2 separate regions of the Mus musculus genome follow, and region 1 is linked to region 2. Evidence: chromatin loops called from intact Hi-C (ENCODE). Cell type or tissue: left cerebral cortex. All regions are shown on one strand.

Region 1 (8,000 bases), 240 kb before region 2:
ACGGCCTCCTCATTCAGTATTTGGCCTGGAAATCCTCCCATTTCTCCCCACAGCCTAGAGGGCAGAGAAGGTGGCAGGGAGTGGGAAGGATTAGATCTGGTGTTCCCATGGGCTTTCAGAGAGCGGCTGAAGACTGCTGTCAAGAACTGGAATTAGCTGGGCATAGTGGCATACACCTTTAGTCCCAGCATGAGATCTCTACCAGCCTGGCCTACATAGTGAATTCTAGGACAGTCAGAGTTACTTAGTGAGACCGTCTCAAAACAAACAAATAAATAAATAAATTTCGGATTATCAGATAATTTCTTCCTTTTCTTTTTTATATTTTAAATTTTTTCTTTTTTTCTTTTTTCTCTTTTCTAATTCTTTTGTTGTTGTTGGGTTTTGTGTTTTTTGGTTTTTTTTGGTTTGTTTTGTTTTTGTTTTTGTTTTTTTTTTGTTTTTCGAGACAGGGTTTCTCTGTATAGCACTGGCTGTCCTGGAACTCACTTTGTAGACCAGGCTGGCCTCGAACTCAGAAATTCGCCTGTCTCTGCCTCCCAAGTGTTGGGATTAAAGGTGTGCGCCACCACGCTATGCCCAGAATCTCTTAAAGAGACATAAAAAAAAAAAAAAAAGATGAAACTGGAGCCTTCAGATAAAGCCCAGTGTCGTCTCAAATGTTTAAACCACACACGTTTCCATTCCCACGTGAATTTTGATGTCTGTCCTTTCCAGTTTTGATTCTTCTGTTTGTGGTCTTCCTCCCATTTCTCTCTGTCCATCTTCAGTTGTAGTCATAAATCTCAACTACCCACCCTCTAGGATGGAATTCTTCACAGGATCCCAGATTCTCCACATGTTTCCATATTTCTTTTATTAAGCAGGCACATGACTGGTGTTTGACAGTAATGCTGTCATCAGAATGTTAAGAAATTCGCATTTCTCAGCTGGCTTCGTTAGTCCCGGGCTCCAGCAGAGAATGGACGCTAGAGGGCGCTACTTCCCCTCTTTTCTAAGTCTAGACAGCAGCTCCCGTCCTGATCTCCTGGGTCTTCCAAAGTTTGTCACTCATTTGCTTTGAGCACGGTTCACCAGCTTTTTCAGAGTTCTGGGTGTACGTGTACACCTTCGAGAAACGCTCATTAATTCACTTCAAGTCTTTTGTTTCACTTAAATTACTTTTTTAGTGCTAGGATTTTTTTTTAAAGTTTAATTAATTTATGTATATGAGTGCTCCATCTTCAATCACACCAGAAGAAGACATAGGATCCCATTACAGATGGTTGTGAGCCACCATATGGTTGCTGGGAATTGAACTCAAGACCTCTGGAAGAGCAGTCAGTGCTCTTAACCACTGAGCCATCTCTCCAGCCCAGCATTTATATTTTTAATAAGTCCAGCATGGTCTATATAAAGAGTTCCAGACCAGCAAGGGCTACATAGTAAGCCTGTATCCCAGCAAACGCAAACAACCCCCTGCCATCAGCAAACACGAACAGGGATTGAATAACTCTGAAGTCAGGGGGAGTGGAGGTAGGGATGAGTTGGTGAAGCCCTGGATACTTGGTTCTGGTGTTCATTTGGCATGTGTTTCCTGTAATTCGTTCCTGATGAGATTTCGATATGTTTCATTTCATCTTTAAAAAGAAACAAACAAAAAAGCAGGAATACTTTTCAAGAAGGAAACTGACCATATAATTGACATGAATTACAAAAATCACAACTGCTAACACATGCCCAGAAGGAAACCAAGCCTCATCTGCTATCACCAAATATTTACTATTGATGTGCTGTTGGCTCATCTGTGTTATAGTCCAAGAATGCTAGCAGATCCCAGGGTGGACGCTCACTACTGGGGGAAAAACAAGAAGGGGGAGGGTCATTTTCAAACCCAGCAAGTTTGATCCTCTAACTTTTCCTTTTTCTGGGAAATGAGGACACAATTTGTAATCATTTGATATGAGGACAGACCGCCTCGATCACAGATTAAGTCCGGGCATGGACCACGGGAAGTTAAGGTCCCCAAAGGATGAGCGAGAGCTTTTAAACAGATGACTCTGGTAACTGGATACAGGACAGGTTGATGGTGGGTGCTGAGAACACTAACTAGGAGATCACAGTGGTGAATAGCTGTAATCTGAGCTGGAAATGCAGTAATCAGACCTTGTATCTACACAACGTGTACACTTTCCTTTTATAGACCCTCCTACAAGCAATTATATGAGCTAGGCTGAATCCCTTTTTTAAAAGTTTAGAGGTTTAATTAGAAAAGTGGATATATACCCAGACACTATTGCACAATGCCAGAAAGATTTTGCTGAAGGGACCCTGTTATAGCTGTCTTGTATGAGGCTATGCCAATGCCTGGCAAATACAGAAGTAGATGCTCACAGTCTATAAGATAGAACACAGGGCCTCCAGTGGAGAAGCTAGAGAATGCACCCAAGGAGCTGAAGGGGTCTGCAACCCTATAGGTGGAACAACAATATGAACTAACCAGTACCCCCAGAGCTCGTGTCTCTAGCTGCATATGTAGCAGAAGATGGCCTAGTTGGCCATCACTGGGAAGAGAGGCCCCCTGGTGTTGCAAACTTTATATGCCCCAATACAGGGGAATGCCAGGGCCAAGAAGCGGGAATCAGTGAGTAGGGGAGCAGGGCGGAGGGAGGGTATAGGGAACTTTCGGGATAGCATTTGAAATGTATATAAAGAAAAAATCTAATAAATGAATAAATAAGAAAGAAAGAAAGAAAGAAAGAAAGAAAGAAAGAAAGAAAGAAAGAAAGAAAGAAAGAAAGAAAGAGAGAAAGAGAAAAAGAGAGAAAGAGAGAAAGAGAAGTGGGCTTTATGAGAGAGATTTTACAAAACCAGGATTCAAGGGCAGGAGTGAGTGGGGCCAGAGAAGCATGAAAGCCCACCCTTGGGTGTTTAAGCTTGGGTGACCGGGGCACTGTTCTTTACTGACATGAGCTAGAGGAAAAGCTGTTGAGGAAGAGAGTTTGTGATGGTGAAAAGTTTTTTTGAAGGATTTGTTTTAATTTTATGTGTATGAGTGTTTGGCATGTGCACCACATGGGTGCTGTGCCCACAAGGGCCAGAAGATGGCACCGGATCCTCTGAAACTGGATTTGCAAATGTTGGTGAGCTGTTGTGTGGGTGCTGGGAACCAAACACAGGTCCTATGCAAGGGCAGTCAGTGCACTTAACCACTGAGCCATCTCTCCAGCCCCTGAGCCTATTCAGCATTTTTGTTTGTTTGTTTGATTTGTGGTTTTGTTTTTGTTTTGTTTTGTTTTGTTTTGTTTTATTGCTGTTGTTTGCTTGCTTGTCCCTAAGCCTAGTCTGGCCTGATACATCCCTGAGGTGGCCCTCGAGCTCCTGTTCTTCCTGCCTCTGCTCCCCGGGTGCTGTGACTCTAGTCATACCTTTCAAGAGTTGCCTATGGTCTCAGTAAAGCTCTCTGTAGAGGTCACAGGTTGACTCTGTTATCATCTGTGTCAATCTCGAGCAGTTCCTCCAGTTACCTCTGTGTTCACAGCCTTGATTTCTTGGTTTTGCAGGCTATCTTCAGTTCGGAGTTGTTCAGTATTTCTTTGTGGTTAGACCCAGGCTTCCTTCTTTGAGACTGAAGTGTCACAGTGTTTACACCACCATTTCTTACTGTGTCCTCCCAGGCAACACACAGAGTCCACTCATCTCAAGACCTGTGGTTTCCATGATTTGACTAAGATTGTGTCTGTCAGGTTTCTCCAGGGTAAAGTCACCCCCTGTCCCCACCCACCCACCCACCCACCAACCCACACAAACGAACAAGTAACTACTGAAATAATTTGAAAGGTGGTAGAGAGACTGGCCTTACTGGTACCTGTATATTTACAAAGCATCTTATAATTAAAAGAGCTCCGGGCTCTGTCTACTTTTTTGCTCAAAGAAGAAAGGAAAGGAAGGAGGAAGAGGGTGGAGAAAGGGGGAAGAGGAGGGAAGGCAGACATTTGAGGGATACATAGCTCAGTTCTAGCACATTGGCTTAATATATGTACAGCCATGGGATCCTAGCACTTGAGGCCATGCCTGAGGGCCTGCGTTCAACCCATTTTGTAGAAGAAAGTCAAGTCCCACAGCAGACCTCCACAGCAGGTGTTCAGGTTTGATGGCAAGAAGCCTTTTCCACTGAGGCAGCCCCTTTCTGTGGGCACAGGGGTACGCTGATGGACACACACACACACCTCTGCGGCCAGGAAAAGGGTTTTTATGAATCAGGGCAGAGTGAGCCTTGTCAATGCTTCAGGGACAGGTGAAGAAAGGACCTTTGACTCCAGAAATGAGGCACAATAGAGAGAACATTTGTCCCTCATACCCTGCTTTCACTAATACCCACTTGAAGGTGGAAAACATACTGGCAAGGCTGACTTGCTGGCTCAGAGACAGGTGGCAGCGCCCCAGCCTTGGAGGATTCTGGGATTGGGTCCATGTTGTGCGGTCTCCTGCAAAGAACTCAGGTTCTGAGCAAGAGGCCCTTGCCTTGCATTTTGCACAGAGGACCCTACAAGTTGCCCAGTCGGCCCAGGGTGAAGGCATAGTGTGGACTACTCTTGGTCTGGGAATGTTTCTTACTGGCGCTGAGAGGATAGCTCAGTGGGATGGCGCTGAATGTTCTAGCAAGAGCCGGTGATAGAAGTGAAGGATGGGTTCAAGGCCTTCAGAAGGAAGGTTTGGCCTTGGGCTGAAAACAGAGTGAAGATAGAAACTGGCCAGGCAAGGGGGGTGGGGTGAGGGGTGGGGCAGCCCAGGAAAAGCAAAGCACGGAAGGAAACCTGGCGTGGTGCCCAGCCCCAAGGCCGCCTTGGGCGATTGGGTTCTGGTGGCCTGGGTGTCCCTGGCGGTCCGCACAGTCGCCCGCCTGTGGGCACAGGGAGGCGCCACAGTCGTGGCAAGGCCGCCTCTGAGGCCCTGTGTTGGCCCGATGTCCCCCGGCAGGGCGGGCCCGGAGCAGCGTAGGGGCCTCCGTGGACCCGGGCACGTCCGCGCTGCGCGCCCGCCTCCGGCGCGCTAAGGCTAGCCTGGCAGGGAGGGGCCTCCAGGAGGCTCCGTTTGAGGTGATCATGATGGGGCGATCGTGTTGCAAGCTTGGCCGAAGCTTGAGGTGGGGGAGTAGGGGTTGGGGGGGGGGGTGCGAAGCCTGCCTCACATTGGCTGCAGCTCAATGCAGGACCTCACACTGCTGGCCTCGCGCTGCCGGGGGTCATCGACCCCAGCCAGTGGAAGTAGGAGAATCTTTGGTCCACTGTGTGCAGAGGAACGCTAGAGACTCGCGTGACCCCGCCTGCCTCCCCTGAATCCCACCACTTCTTCAACTGCAGCCCCAAAGGGTCTGTGTGCCTAAAGGTCTTAAGCAATTTAAGATGGGCCCTGGAAAAAAATTCTCCTGATTCAGTGAACTGGAAAGGAAGCAGGTTTGGGAACACTTTCAACCTTGACCACCACCTTAGAAAGTAATAGATAGCAGGGCGTGGTGGCGCACGCCTTTAAACCCAGCACTCGGGAGGCAGAGGCAGGTGGGCGGATTTCTGAGTTCGAGGCCAGCCTGGTCTACGAAGTGAGTTTCAGGACAGCCAGGGCTATACAGAGAAATCCTGTCTCGAAAAGCCAAAAAAAAAAAAAAAAAAAAGTAATGGCTTACCAGTATAAACTGGCAAACACGAAAATGTGTAAATAATTAGATTCCTCCCTAAATAAAGCACTCAGAATCCTACAGCCCCAAATCAAATTCTTCATATACTGGAATGTTTCATGTTTTGACATGTCTTGTTTTCTTTACAAGCCTGATAATTCTGCATAAATCATTTACTATCTTGCTTTTAAACTATTTTTGATTAATTTGTCAATGGAGGGGTGGCTTGTGCGGAGGTGATAGGTAACTTTCAGGAGTTGATCCCCTTTTAGCCAAGACTCAGCTTGATCAGGCTTGGGGGCAAGCACCTCTTCTAGCTGAGACATCTGGAGACCCTCCTCTCCCCTGACTTTGGAGTAATTCTCCTGCCTCAATTTTCTAAGTACTGGGCTCACAAGCACCAGCCAGTTCACACCTAGCTTTGCTTTTTTGTGCTTACCGCTCTCACATCTTCCATTTCTTTAAACACATCCTAAAATATGGGTAATGGTTCTATGCTAACATTGTGCAGAAAGACTCAGTGGATTTACTGTCCCTTGACTGCTTAGCTGTGTTGCTGTGGATACCAGGCTTTTTGTAGGTCCCAAACATTTCCTTCTTTGCCTCATTAAAAAAAAAGAAAGAAACAAAAAAGGAAAAACAAAAACAAACAAAAAAAAACATTTAAACTCCTGTGGTCTGACTACGGTGACCTTTGACCAGTTCTTATTTTTCAGTTTTCCAGACATTGTCTATTCTCCTTAAGCGTCAGAATTGTATCACTAAATCAGTACTTTGAAGAGCCCAAGAGGGAGACAGTATACAGTGTTTCCCCAGGGCCCCCAAGTGTAGGCCTTGATTCCAGTTAGACTCCCTCCCAGGTTCCCAGTAGACTCAGCAAGCTGGGCTAATAGTTTCAGCAGCTCCCATGGGGTCAGGCTCAAAACGAAGTCAAAGACAACATGTTGAATAATCATAATAATTATCTTATTAAGAGTCCCTTGGAGCCAGGTGTCCCTTTGTGGCACAGCCTGAAGTCCCAGTACTCAGCTGGCAGGATCAAACTCCTGAGTTTGAGATCAGCCTGGACTATGTAGAGCTTCAGGGCTATGAGAGAACTTGTCTCAAAAAAATAGGATCAGGCTGGGCAGTGGTAGTGCACGCCTTTAATCTGAGCACTTGGGAGGCAGAGGCAGACGGATTTCTGAGTTCAAGACCAGCCTGGTCTCTGAGTGAGTTCCAGGACAGCTGGGGTTACACAGAGAAACACTGTCTCTCTGTAACAAAACAAAACAACCCCCCCTCAAAAAAAAAAAAAGGATCAGGGGGGCTGGAGAGATGGCTCAGTGGTTAAGAGCACTAGCTGCTATTCCAGAGGTCCTGAGTTCAATTCCCAGCAACCACACACATGGTGGCTCACAACCATCTGTAATGGGATGTGACACCCTCTTCTGGTGCATCTGAAGACAGCTACAGTGTACTCATATAAAATAAACCTTAAAAGAAAAAAAAAAAAGAAACAGGAACAAAAGTAATAACAGAGTCCTTTAGAGCCATGTGCTGGCTCAGACCTATAATCCCAACACTGGGAAAGTCAAGACAAAAGGATCACAAGTTCAAGGACAGCCTGAGCTACATTATGAAAGTCTGTCTCAAAATGGGGAGTCAGTCTGCGGCTGCCACTTGGTGCGGGCCCAGTGAACATCATGGTCGCTGGGCCGTGGTTGTGCACGCTTTTAATCTCAGCACTCGGGAGGCAGAGGCAGGCAGATTTCTGAATTTGAGGCCAGCCTGGTCTACAAAGTGAGTTCCAGGACAGCCAGGGCTACACAGAGAAATCCTGTCTTGGAAAACCAAAAAAAAAAAAAAAAAAAGGAGAAACTCATGGTCCAGAATTTGTTCTCCAAATCCGAGTGAGCAAAGGGACACCCTGAAGATGCAGTATTGCTGTGAAGATTTTTGTTTTTTGTTTTTTAGAGGATGTCTGGTTTTTTTATGCTTTTGGGGGTATGTTTTTGTTGTTGTTTTGGCTGTTTCCATTTCTTGAGACAGGATCCTGCTATGTGTTTCTGCTTAGCCAAGTTCTATGTTGCCCAGGTTGGCCTGGAACTCATAAAATCCTTCTATCTCAGTTTCCTTAAAGCTGGCATCCTAAGAGTGTGCCAGCATGCTGAGTTAACATTGCACTAAACCACTCTCCTGGGCACCGTTCTTGGTCAATAATGAGGTCCTACCAAAGGTGGCAGGGACATTGACCTTCACTTTACAGGTATAGAAATTGAGGCTGGTGGGGACAGTTGCCTACCATCTTGTCACTGACAGCATGTGTCAGTTTCTTCTCTCTGCTTCAGTGGAAGGGATGAGTCTC
Region 2 (8,000 bases):
ATTCCCTTCCCGACAAGTATTGTAGGTTTCTGCCTACAAGGAATCCACTTGCTCTATAAAGGCATATAAGGCTGGAAAGCAAATAAATGGAAAGGCATACAGGGTTGGCAGGAAGCACATGAGGCTCTATGGCAGAACTAATATCAAATAGAGACTAGTGGAGGCTGTTATGTCACCAAGGGCTGCCCATGAAGGGCTGAGTGATCTATCTCTCTCCCTTTGCCTTTCAAGTCCATCATGAAGTGGCAGGTTTGTTCTGCCATAATCTTCCTATCACATTCTAAAAATATAGCCTGGACCCTCCAAAACTGTGAGGAAAGACAGCAGACTTTCTCTGTCTCAGCTAACTATGTCAGGTGCTATAGTGTTGCACAGCTCACTCACATACCATCTGAGCTGTTCTCTCACTCACTCAGCTGAGTTGTACAGGCACCAGACACAGCAGAATTTACTTCCTTTGCACATATCATACTCATCAAGAGCACTTACACTGGCCATAAAACAAGTCTCTACTAACTAAACAAAGACAACAAAACCAAAACTGAAGGTGAACTGAATAGACGCTCTGAACAAAATGAAATAAAATCAGAAATCACTAAGATATCAAACAAAAACTCACTGTTCTGAAATGCAGAAATTAAACAATTTTTATACAATCCCTGGAATTGAAAAAGAAATAGAAAAGGTAATAGGGAAAACTTGACACTGAATAATTAAAATATGATATGATAATAACTTAAAATGTAAGACGTGAAAATGTACAGCATTTGCATATAGAAATGTCCAGAATCTGGGCAGGTTGTTCTCTGAGTTCAAGGCCAGGCTGGTCTAAATAGTGAGACTCTATCTCAAAAAAGAAAGAAAGAAAAAAGGAGCCTAAAAAGAAACTTACTACTTTGAATATTTTTATTAGAAAAGAAAAATGGTGGCCAAGGTTTTACAACTTAAGTAATCAGAGAAGAATAGCCCCGGGGACAGAAATATGTGTCACAGTTACAAGCACATACTGCTCTCCCAGAGGACCCGAGTTCATTCCTAACACCCCTTAATCCAGTTTCAGAAGAGCTGACATGTCCTTCTGGCTTCTGCATACACATGCACATACATAAATGCAGGCACATAGACTAAAATACAAATAAAATAATAAATCATAAAAAGTAAAACCAATAAATACCTTCACAGAAGATGGCTGATAAAAAGTAAAGGAAGTCTAAATAAACCAGGAGCCAGGCCATGCTTCCGATGACCACAGTCAGCTCTCTTCCCAGAGTTTGTGCCCTATCTGTCATTTAAAAATATCCTAACGCTTTCACACTTTGTAAGATAAGCTGCCAGCAACAGTTAGTTCTCAATTTTACAAAGATGTGCAAAGGGCTCAGACTACCTACAGCAGCTTTACAAATCAATTACAAGTTAGAAGACGTATATTATTTGTCTTTAAGACACACTAAAAAGCTACAGTGCTCAAAATAATATGATATTTACTGGTCTACAAACCGAAACAGACAACAACATTGCACTGTGTGGCCCATGAGAAATGAGAAAGGTGAGTTTTTAAAGAAACAATTCAGTCTCCATACTGGGGGTGGAAGGGGGGGGTGCCTTGACTCCTACCTCACAGTATACAAAAAAACTAATTCAAAGGGGATCAGAAAGCTAAATGTAAAAACTGAAATTTTAATTAGAAGACAACACGGGTGAGTAACCTCGTGCCCTGAGAATATGAGATGGTTTATTAGTTACAATACAGAAAACAGTGGTAAGGAAGAAAAAGATTGATCATCTTAATTCTGCCCCAAGACATCATCAATAGAATAGTCAAGGTACAGACCGGGTTCTCAAACCAAGGACATGTAACAGCCCAACAACAACAACAAAAACAGAAAAAGATTAAACCCTTCACAAAGGAAATACAATCAGACAGCGCAAGCATACACTCAGTGTTCAATGACATTAGTCATCAGGAAAATGCAAATTAAACCCACAATAGATGCCATTACACACCCACCAGAATGGCTAAAATTAAAAGGACTGACAGCAGCATGCACTGGTAGAGATGCAGCACCACCAAGCGCTCGCCCATGAGTGCCAGGAGTACCAACAGCACACCCATTCCAGAAAAATGGCTGGCCTTTCTCATGAAACACTAACAAGCCTAGCAATTCTCCTTACTACCCAAGAGCATTCATACATTTGACCATAAAAATTCTTGTACCAAAATGGTCGGAGTTGTATTACTAACAAGCTGCAAGCAGCCCATGTCCACAGGCAGAAGGATGGATACACAAACTGTGGTCCACCCCAACTGTGGTCTGTGTACCCAGCAGAATACTGCTTAGCATTAAAAATGGGCAACCATGGACTCACCTAACAACCCTGGTGAACCTCAAGCAACAGTCAGCGAAAGAACCCCTCCACAGGAGACCAGATGATTAACAGTATGTGAAGTTCTACAACGGGTTTAATCCATGTATGGTGGGTGAAAAAAACCCGTAAAAACCAGAATTGCTGATTCTGGGAAGCAAAAGTGAGGATTTTCTGGAGGAAAAGAAAGTAACTCTGGTGACAGAAATCCTCTCCATTATTTATCTGCTTTCACACGGCCTTGCTAAGAAGCCCAGGTTGGCCTCACATCTGAGATCCTTCTGCTTCTGCCTCCTGGTTGTTGGAACTACACTACAACTTCCCATGTTCTGAATCTCAACAGTGTTCTGTTACACAGGTCTGTCCAAGCGAATCAAGGGAAAAAACACCAAGCTGAATGCCAGTTTATACATCGCATGGCAGTGCATGTGGGGAAGACCATGGAAGTTGCCAGTTGCTTCCAGACCTCTGATGGCTTCTCTTTGCTTTCTTTTTGATGGAATTAACTTTGGCATTCGGTACCCAGCATTACCTAGCAACCTAGCTCTCCCAGGATGTGTAAGGACATAGAGGATCTAAAGGCACTGATGAGGCGGGGGAAAAGGAAGGAACGGAAATGAGTTTAAAACTCCACAGGGAAAGGTGTGACTCATGCCTCCTTGAAGGGTAACTACCCTTTTAAATTGCACCTCTTGAAAACAGCCAAGGAGCACTGAATACAAAACTGCTTCTGGGCAGAGCTGATTAAAAAGGAATAAAACTCCATTAGGAGCTTGCTCTGAGTTATCTGGCAACAGTCGCACTCTGGTGAATGGGTGACTCAGGTCCCACTGTGGTCTTTCTCCAAAGTGATAGTTTTTAGGGGATGACAGTCATCAGTAATTGGCACTCTCTGGAGACCCAAAAATGCTCAGTCTAGCTGATGGGCTGAGTGATCCGCACTGGGTTCATTCACCAGCCTTCACAGTGGCCAGGCCTGCGTTGTCCTTGAGCAGGCTTGTGTTCCTTCACTTTCTGCCTGCAATGATTTCACAGACTTCCTGCTATCAACAGGCCACAATAACCAGGCTCACGCTGGTTTAAAATCTAGTCCTAAACTTTTAAGTAAAAAGAACAAAACAAACCTTTAATCACTTGGGTTAGACACAGGAAGACCAAGGAGGGACAGCTGAGCTCATTGAAGTGTGGCCCTAAGGATGTTTAACCTTCAACACTGGTGGCTCACCTGCCACCTCAAGGAGCTGTAAGCCTAGTTTAAAATGGCCCTTTGAAAAACATCCAATTGTCCTGAGAAAATGAGTGTCAGCGCCACAGCTGCGTGGGAAGAACGAGACACCTGCCAGGGCTCTGCAGTGAACCAGCTTCCATCAGAGGGAGGGTGGCTCTTCTGGAAAACATCTATTTTTCCAAACATCTTTTCACAAAATAACAGACAGGAAGGCTGCCTACACATTCTGAAAAGAACACACCAGACCAAAACCAGTTTTCCCGGGCTGCTCTTTAATTCACAACGATGCTAACATTTGAAAATAATTTTGTTCCTAGTTTAGTTCAGAAACTACTACTTCAAATAACATAAAATTTCCCCTGAACACTTTATTATAGGGAGTCATATGAAGAATTTACCTCAATAAAGCAAGCAAAAACTCACAAATCGGCATTTTTCATATTGCCTCACAAAGTACAGAGAGCAGGAGAGAGCAGGACAGCAGCCGAGTGGGCTGCAACTGAGCCCATGTTGCGCTGGCTCGCACTTCTATTCATAAGATTTGCTGCAATGAAGTCTCAAGCCAGAGAAACATTTTTTAAACTAAAAGCAGAGTGCCCTCTTGAGGCAAAGAACAAAAACAAGCCCACGCTGGCCCTGGCTAGACATCTGCAGAAGACACTTTCTTCCCTTAAGGACTTTTTTGGACAAACACATCGTGATCCGAATCAAGTGAGTTCTAACAAAAATAGATGACTTATGGTCAAATACTACGGAGCATCAGAACTGAAGCTAGACTGCTGACATCTGAATTGATGACAATCTGAAAACTGTATCCCAGAAACTCTACATCTGCTCAGTTGGTCTGCTCCATAGGTGCCCAGGGCTCAAACCACACACAAAAAAGCTCAGAGCAAACTTACAGGGGAGGTATGCTCAAGATAGCTACAGCTGAACTCCATATATATAAACACACACACCCCTTCAACGTATGACATATGAAACCTGTGTTGAGAAAAGGGGTCTGTCTATAAGTACACAAGCTTGGGAAGATTTCCTTACCTAAATTATTTGAAAATCTTTCACTTGTTTTTAAATTTGTTATTGTGTGTGAACACGTGCATGCTATGGTTCTTGTGTGGAGTCAAAACAGCTTTCAGTTCTCTTTCTACTGTGCTGTGGCAATGGCCCTCCAATCCGTGCTGCTGAGCCGCACACTCGAGGCTCGCTGGCCCTTGAGCTTCCATGTGACTATTACCACTCCTGGCCCACAGCAGAAGGGCTGGGATTACAGGCACATGGCATGGATAAACCAGCTACATTTACAATGTTGTGTGCATGCATGCCGTGCGTGTGTGTGTGTGTGTGTGTGTGTGTGTGTGTGTGTGCAGGTGAGTGTACACATATGTGAGGAAGCCAGAGGACAACCTCAGGCTCATTCTTAAGAGGAAGGGAGTCAATGGTATTGAAGAGAATACTGTTAGGGCTTTTAGGGGTGAAGGAAGTCATCTGGAAACCCTGAGTTGCTGGAGCTGCAATGATGGCTACTTCCCCCGAATCATACTTTATCTGAGATATAATTTGACCCGAGAGTACGAAGAGGAGTGAGCTGGGTTCCATCATTTCTCCTCTTGAGTTTGGAAACTTCAGAGCTTTACTAAGCATGACTCACACTCATGAATGATCAGGGTTTGAATGGACAGTAAAAATAGATGCCATCTCCTCTAGTTACTGAGGTCCCTGTGGGAACAAGTCACACACCCTTAAGTCTAGACTCGGAAACAGAAAATTTACCTGTCATTTCTCAGTCAAACAAAACTACTTGCTCACCACACGTCGTTCCAGAAGATAAATCCTTTATGCTGCTCCTCAAGCTATTGACATTTATTTAAATCTATGAAATGTCTTCAATTCACAGACCCAAAGGAAAGCAACCGGGGAAGAGACACACAGAGAGGCATGACCTCGATTGCAGGAGGTAACCCTACCAAGGTCACTCCTGGTCACCTTTGATGATATAAACTGACCACTCAAAGACCATTCTAGTGTTTATTCAGGCTTTAGCTATAGGTAACAAAGCCGCCCTGAGCCTCAGTCCACACCTGACCTACTTATCACCACACAAAGGACTCAGAGGCACTATTTTACCCACCTTGTAATCAGATGCATGACATTCTCCTCCTCTGTCACAAAAAGAGAAGCCGAAGTCTGAGTGCTAAGGGTGTCAGAAAGAGACTAGATGCCTTTCAACACACACACACACACACACACACACACACACTTTTCCACCTAGCAATTTCTAGCATTACAGCAAAGTTCAGGCTCTGAACGTGGCTTGGGGCTTCTATTCCCACCCTGCCATCAAGTACCTGTGTTAAGTCTGGGCAAGTTGCTTTGGCCCTCTGGGCCTTGGATGCCTTACATGTAAAACAGGTGATCTGGCCGGTTCACTCAAAGGCTTACTGTATGGAGTGAAACACAATGGACATTGTACACACAGCAACTGTAGGCCTTCTTTGCTCCCAACTCTTCTTCCTCAGCGCTAACGTTGGCCCATGATGACCACAACACACAGATATGGATGGACACATACATATGGAACCTGTGGTATAATTCTGAACTTTTGCTTTTTGTCTTAGCATACCTTGGAGATGCAAAAATTCTCCCACTAGATAGCATCATCCCTCCATGGGGCCTGTGAATGTTGCCTATGATTGAAAATCACCATTGTGTACCTGTAGCCAAGACTTCTGGTTTTGGAACCTACCAGTCATCTCTACACACATCATGGACACTAAAAATATAACAAACCCAAATTTCCTCCCTTAAAGCTGAAAAACCCTATGGCTTTTCTGTCTTAGCATACGACATTCCCACCCAACTCCTCAGGTGTCATGCTTGGCTTTCCTTCCCCTAACCAGCCTGTTCTCCATCACCTCTGCCAACACCCTTGTCTGAGCCAGTGATGAAGACGCTCATGGGCTTCTCATTCCCTCTTGTAAGACTCTAACCTATTAGTCAGAAGGCAGTCAAATGATCTCTCCTGTTAATGAGATTATATTGCCACGCCCTTGGCTTGAAACAATTTACTTCTGCATTTCACATGAATTCAGCTCCTTGATAGGGTACACCATCTGGCCCATGTTCAGCCTTTCAATGTCACCTGAGGACATACCTTTGGTCACTGGAGTATAATCCAGTGGCCCGTGGAAAGCCATGAGCTGTTTCCCCTCTTGTGCCCTCACTCTGCCCTCTGCACAAGTCTCAGACTCCTCTTCCTACAGCAGGTCTCTGTCACAGCAGTCCCTTCAAATCACAGCTTTTACTTTGTAAGACACTGAACTACAAAAGGACAGTGCCACAAAGACACAGACAGTTCTACCTTGCTCAATATGCTGTGCCCAGGACCTGTAACTGCATGGATGGCACGGTGGTCTGAATAAGAACAGCCCCCATGGACTTATCTATCTGAATGCTTAGTCAACAGGGAGTGGAATACCTTTTAAAGGATTTGAAGGATTTAGGAGGCGTGGCCTATTGGAGGAAGGGTGTTACTAAGGTGGGCTTTGAGGTTTCAAAAGCCCACACCAGGGCCAGGCTCTCTGTGCTTGTGGATCAGGATGGAGCTCTCTGATACTTCTCCTACAGCATTCCTACATGCCGTATGCTCTCTGCCACATTGATAACTTACTAAGCCTCCGAAACTGTAAGTCAGCCCCCAGTTAAATGCTTTCTTTTGTAAGAGTTGCCTTGCTCATGGTGTTCTTCACTGCAATAGAACGGTAACTAAGCAGATAGGATCTAGTGGGACTGTACTAATAATTTAAAATGTGTGTAAGTAGCTGCCCAGGTACCCTCAGATTTTTTAAAGCAAGAGTATTTTAAAACTTTCTATAACTACCGACATTTATATGAAGCCTTAGCACTCTCCTGATAAAAAGTATGACACACTAGCTAACAAAGCTCACAGTTATCTTCTTTTTTATTAATCAGAAAGAGTATACAATCGTGCTATGGTGTGGCTGCCTGCTCCTTCAAGCTCCACATTAAAACTGACAACGTGACAGTGCTGAGTAGTAATTCTGAGGGGTGGGCAGGCTGAGGTCTCTGCCCTTGAGAATGGAACAACGTTCTTATGAAAGTGAGGCCCCCTGGTGCTTCATGACCTCTGATCATACCCCATGAGGGGATGACAGAAGGCTCTTGCCAAACACTGCACCCATGATACTGCACTTCCCAACCTCCAGAAACATAGCATGGGACAGCTGCTCATTTCAAATTACCCAGGCTCGAGTATTCTGTTTGTGCAGTGCAAACAGACTAAGACAGGGACCATTCTTGAACAGCAAGTTCTTGATAGCTAAGGATCGATTACAAATAACTTGGTGCTTAAGCAATAGTCATTTGTCCCAGTGTTTCTTACAGCAGT

Evidence for each region. Peaks named below come from ENCODE experiments on the same cell type or tissue, not always from the same donor. Only the 100,000 strongest peaks of a DNase experiment are listed, where the experiment ranks them.
Region 1: a loop joins it to region 2, with 7 times the contacts of the local background. A loop is called at or near these places in 18 of 42 quality-filtered maps.

The regions. Positions count from the first base shown.
Region 1 is chr14:65,327,172-65,335,171 of GRCm38, forward strand. No RefSeq gene overlaps it. Among named protein-coding and RNA genes, the nearest start is that of Zfp395, 28 kb to the right of the region's middle. In left cerebral cortex, CTCF peaks have their summits at 968 (motif pointing right), 2,407, 3,078 (motif pointing right) and 4,883; DNase peaks (open chromatin) are centred at 963, 4,492 and 4,925; H3K4me3 peaks cover 787 bases; H3K27ac peaks cover 951 bases.
Region 2 is chr14:65,569,400-65,577,399 of GRCm38, forward strand. The region is part of intron 7 of Elp3 (elongator acetyltransferase complex subunit 3); the gene reads right to left. Among named protein-coding and RNA genes, the nearest start is that of Elp3, 20 kb to the right of the region's middle. In left cerebral cortex, CTCF peaks have their summits at 2,065 and 4,202 (motif pointing left); DNase peaks (open chromatin) are centred at 2,044, 2,995, 3,202, 3,778 and 2 more places; H3K27ac peaks cover 902 bases.